Linked DNA regions of Homo sapiens: region 1 is linked to region 2. The links are chromatin loops, found by intact Hi-C in ENCODE. Cell type or tissue: HepG2. All regions are shown on one strand. Each heading gives the region's core, and the rest is flanking DNA. Links, peaks and the distances in the headings are about the cores only.

What was found. A loop is a pair of places that touch in the nucleus more often than their neighbours do. Peaks named below come from ENCODE experiments on the same cell type or tissue, not always from the same donor. Only the 100,000 strongest peaks of a DNase experiment are listed, where the experiment ranks them.
Region 1: it touches region 2 in a loop (10-fold over the local background); 2 of 110 quality-filtered maps call a loop at or near these places.

What each region holds. Positions count from the first base shown.
Region 1 is chr2:211,054,352-211,057,173 of GRCh38, reverse strand. The region is part of intron 2 of LOC107985978 (a long non-coding RNA gene); the gene reads right to left. Among named protein-coding and RNA genes, the nearest start is that of CPS1-IT1, 440 kb to the right of the region's middle. In HepG2, for the core only: a CTCF peak has its summit at 1,540 (motif pointing left); no DNase peak of the experiment used is centred there.
Region 2 is chr2:211,156,999-211,159,820 of GRCh38, reverse strand. No RefSeq gene overlaps it. Among named protein-coding and RNA genes, the nearest start is that of CPS1-IT1, 540 kb to the right of the region's middle. In HepG2, for the core only: a CTCF peak has its summit at 1,775 (motif pointing right); a DNase peak (open chromatin) is centred at 1,770.

The DNA.
Region 1 (2,822 bases), core at 219-2,718, 100 kb after region 2:
GTACAAGGATCTGAGTGATTGTGGTTGTCTGGGAAAGAGCAAGGAGTCTGGACTAGCTGCTGGAGTAGTGGTTTACCAAGGTGGGTCAGACCACAGGGTCAGGATACGAGGTAGAGAATCATTGCTGTGGTCCACGAGCTTCACAGGGGGCAACATGACACAAATGGAAATATTAAACATGCCCATCCCCCATCTCAACACCTACGTTACACGTATATTTACAAAAACTGCCATCAAAGCTTTAGCTGGATATGTATGTAGCAAAAAGAGTAGCCATAAAGACACATATGGTTTGGAGTCAAATATTTTTCTTTTTCCGAAGAGATCTGAACGGGGGAGGTAAGTTGAGAGTGATCATGGGAAAGTAACTGTTCTTGCTATAATGATGTAAAATACTAATGTAAATTGTTTAAGAGATAGCTTTAAACATAATGAAACAATTAAGATAAGGTTTCTGTTTCTTATTGAAAGTTTCCATGCTGTGTTTAAGAATTAGATTTTGCCCTAGTGAGGTGTGTGTTTACGTGTATGTATGTGTTTGTGGGTGTGCAGATAGAGATGAAAAATGGAGAGTAATTTCGGAAACTGAGCTATGTACCAAGAAAGATGATGAAAGTTATTTCTCTCAGTGTCATGCTGGAGCTGACTCCTATTAGCTGGCCAAAAAGCCCATTGCGCACATCTTTTCCCAATTCTGTATTTAGTGATAGCACATCCGTAGAATAAAATTGGTCATGGTGAGCGTACTTACACCAACCCTTACAAATCTGGGTTTATTTGGAAACCTATTTGTTAAACATTTACTATTATAACACTGTTCAATGGGCACTTTTCACTTGGACTAGGCTGAGAAAAGTCGTATTTAGTAGATAAATGTAAAACCATTCCCTTGAATATTGTAATACTGTCATTTTCCTTAACATTCTGTAATATCTAATACCACTGCACAATTGAAAGGCTGAGCTGTAGCTAGAAATGGGGAAAAGGGCAATGAAGGGACATGAAGCTCTTGGTAACCAATAGTAAGAGACTAAAGGAAACTGTTCATGTATCATATTCATTCTGGTGTATTATCTGGATGCTTCAATGCTGGCATGAATAAATAAACCCTAAGGCAAGCTGCAGAGAGTCCTTTACTCCCAGGCCTCTTCTCCCACCAGCTATCAGTGTCTGCTGTTTCAGGGTACACAAGGAAAGAGACACATATGAAAAAGAAATACATTTTTCTGCTCCTTAGAGTTCTTGGTCATGAAAACCAAGACAGTCATTATGTGCTCCACTGCGTATTTCTGGCTCTTCACCACAGCATTTCATGCCGGGATTGTATTTACCTGTCCCCATGTGATTAGGGGTAAGCAAAGCACCCCTCATGTGACTACTTCTGGCCAATGAGTTGTGAACATAATGGCATGTTTTATTTCTACGTTAGTGCATGTAATTTTTAGGATGGTACGCTCCAGAGATTCCTATTCATCTGACAATGTTCAAGATGGTGGATGCTCTATTTCTCTGGATCCCAGAGGCGCTATGATGCGTGGGGTCCCTCTGCTGGGCTGCAGTGGACATGAAGTATGAGTAAGAAGTGAAACGTAATGTTACTGAGATTTCATGATACTTTATTACTGCCCCATAATCTATCTTATTTAGACTGATGCTATTACCTGGATGTTTACTGCATATGAGAAGATACCTAGTTCAAATACTGTACTCCAGTCCTGATTAAGGGAAAAATGCTCAGCCCATGACAAAAAAAAAAAAAAGATTAGCAAAGATAATCTTCTGATAGATATAATTATGTCTCCTGCTTCCTGATGTATGAAACTTTAAACTTTTATTTCATAGAAACTTGGTATTCTATTGTGAAAAATCTCTCTAGTACTTTTAAAATTTAAAAAGTTCCAATATTCTGTACAGATAAAATGTAATAGATCATTTGACCATAAAGTTAAATATACAGAAATAGCTTTAAGATAAATAACTGAAGCAGATAGAGTATCACTGCCCCTCCCCCTCCTCCTCCCTCTCACCAACCCACCACTCACCAAATAGAACTATAGAATGTAATTTTGGTTTCAATTTCACTACCCATGCTCTGACCATTCCATTTCATATAGGTAAATATGAAATAATACAAAATAAGTGGAAATTTGTGGGGAAATTAACAACTATGATCAAAAGAAAAAGTGAAGAGATATCATTATTCACTATAATGAATGTAAAATCATAATTATTAATTTTATGAGGACATTTATTTCCTGGGTTGCTTTGGTAATAAATTATGACAGGCACTGAATTGGAAGTATCTTGATAAAATACTAGACTTTTAAAAAATATAACCTCAGCAGTTAACTAATTTTAATTATATATAAAAATATTTGGACTTGGCAAATTTTCTAAAAGTCAGAATATTCAGTTTTGTGCACTGTGCTGGAGACACAAAGAAATAAGATTGATCTGATTGCATTTAACAGATATAGGGGCATAGAAATTTATACAAGCATAATGCATTTTTTTAAAGTGAATATCTTTTCAAGAGCTTTATAAAAACATAAACCTGTTCAGGTGTCTTTAAATTATGCAGTTTATAGCTGATATGAGACAGCACATAAACTTAAATGTTGTTTCATCAGTCTCAAATATCATAGTATAAAAATCACAGGTTAATATGGGTTAATAACAGATTCTTTAGAGTAAGAAAGGCATATAGAATATATACAAAGGAAAAGGAATTTAAGGACCCATGGCTATGGCTCTCTCAACTGACAAAAATTAAATGAAATGTAAGTCTTATAATAATAACTCTTGTTTCTATCAGACCACTG
Region 2 (2,822 bases), core at 299-2,798:
TTTGAAACAGTAGAAACGTGGCACTTTTATTAAAATTTCAAATATGCACACTCAACACTGAATAAATCAATGATGGTTTTTTCTAGTTTTCATAGCCTGAAGGCCAATGTTACCAACTATACAGGATTTGCTTTGATAGGGCAATAAACTAAGAATTCAAATTATATCAAATCCCCAATTAACCAGTGAGATTCAGATATGGGCTGTTCTAGTTATGATGATTCCACTATAGACTAAAACTCCAAATCAGGTAAATCTTCAAAATTGTTCCATGAAGCTGAAAAAAATTCTTCTCTGATATTAAAATTAGTGAATATGAAAGACGGCATTCATCATCTCAACAAACGGGGTTTGCTTAAAAGGTTTAGAATTGAGAGGCTACCAAGAGTAGGCTGTTTCTAAGTTCTAATCAAGAAAACCAGAGTTTCTCATAAATCAGGAAGGTGTACGCTTGTACATTATCTTAACTGTACATTTCTTTTGGCAGTCAAAGAACTTATTCCTACTCTTTCTTCAGATCAATTCAAATTCTTTATTCTCCAGAAATCTTTTTCCAAAGATCAGCTATTTTGGAGTTTTGCTTTCTTCTCTTTGATTTTACTATACCATTGTATATTAATGCCTATCTCAATTACGATTGGAAATTAGAAATGTTGCGTGCTTACTCTTCTTTTCCCTGAATGGCATATTTTTTGAAAGTCAGAACAGGTGTTTTTGTCTTGTCAAAGTCTATTATGGCTGGGAATATAAGTTTTTAAATGAAGCTTGAATGGGCCTACAGAGCACTCCAAAGCATAGTCAAATTGTTGAGAGTATATCCTGAAGCCAACGGTATCCCCCCACCCCGTGCTAAAGAAAAAGCTGAATAATTTCACATATATCACGTATATAAATATACAGTAACTTTAAGTAGTAAGAGAAGGAGAGAAGTTATCTGCATGGCTTTGTATTTTGTTGTTTTTAAAAAACAAATACAATACGAAAATATTTCTTTAGTTCAGAAAAGGGAAAAGATGGCTAACTTTAAAAACTATTATCAATTACTTGGGTGACAATATCTTTTAAGCAGGAAAAAGTAAGCTCAACTAGTTCTGAGTCATATATTGAAATATCTCTAAATATATGACCCTTTGTTCTAACCCAGTGCACACAGACTAACCTTCTAATCTCTTATTTGGTTGCCTTAGGTTGATTTGCTTAAGGAGGGAGAATCTGGGGAAATGGCAGGTGCTAGTTATCCAGTTAGATGTCTCTGTCATTGTGAGTATATAAATCAGCATTCTTGTTTATCTATCCCTTTCTTTTGTGATATTAGCCACTGAGAATCAGTTCTTCTGAGCAAAATCACATCTAAGAGGGCTGACAGCTTGAGGTCCTCAGGTTCCATACCTAAAGGCTGGAGATCAGATTGTAACAACACCATGTGTAAAGCCTTCCCTGAAGCAGCGGGCCAGCCAGGCATCCTTCATTTCTAGTAGTTCTTGATAGCAGAACTTTATAACTAATGTTCCAGTTTCCAATCAAAATGTATGCAACATAATTGCCCCCATCAAAATCTTTCTTTTTTCTTATGTCTACTGATGTTTATAAATTGCCCTCAATGGTGATTTCTGACATTATAATTATTGCAATGAGCATCCTTGAATATATGTTCCTAAATATACATGTAAGAGAACACGGACCAAGAAGTGGACTTTTTGGATGATAGGAGTGACATCCGAAAGGTTTAATAGCCTCCATGACAGAGGTACTGTCAATCAAAGTAGTTGCCGCCAGGGGGCGATAGAGAATGTACTGCTTCAGTATTAGCCTTAGAAGTGTGTGGTACCTTCACTAGAAATTACCAAGTCTTTGAAAGGAAGCTGTAACAATGTACTCTTTTCCACATGTTGGAACTTTAGGGGTTTAAATCTCCTTTGCATTTTGCTCATCCCAATACACAATATAATTTTTATTCAGGATCTTTATTTTTAAGATAGTTAAGAAATATACTTAATTTGTATTTTCTGATGAAGAAAATGGAATCACCAAGGCAAATGTTTGTTGTAACTTCCTGTTCTAGTAACTCTCCTTTGAAATAACAAAATGTGACCTTTATAACCAGTGACTCTTTAAGCAAAACTAAAATTTAGGTGAAAATATTAAGCTTATACTCTATGGTTACTATATATAATTTATTAACTATGATAAAATATAAACATAGTACTCTGTTTTTAAAATATATACATATAACTAGAGTGTAGTTCTAGAAGTAACTACCAATTTGTTCTTAATATTTTGATACAACTTAAGCAATGTGTATCTAGGTTAATATTTCTGTTTTAGTAGTCCTGGTCAAGATTATTGTCCTTTTATATTTTCAGTTTTTCTTAAACCTCAGTTCAGATGAGTCATCTCTGGGTCCTAAAGTTATTCCAAACAAGGGCATCATTTCCAAAGACTCAATGATACAGGGCTTAGATAAGTACAGAAGTTAAGAAACAGAGCCAGATCCCAAAGCCTAGAAAGTAGCCAGTTGATAAATTAGGTTAATAATATTGGGCATCAGATTCCACAAAAAAGGAAATGAAGGAAAAGAGTGAAGTACACATTGATTAAATGCAATTTGTCTAGAACAAATATTGAAATCATCCATTGTGACTTTTAGTTGGGCATGAAAGGTGGTGCTGGACACACTTCTCATGGATGTAGAGAAAGATACTCAGTGGCCTAAACTCAGAAGGACAAGTATTTCCACAATAATCAGTTGTTCATGAGAGCGGTGAGATTATTTGAAGTCATCCTTGCGTGCTTCCAGACATATGTTTATTGCAAATATAACA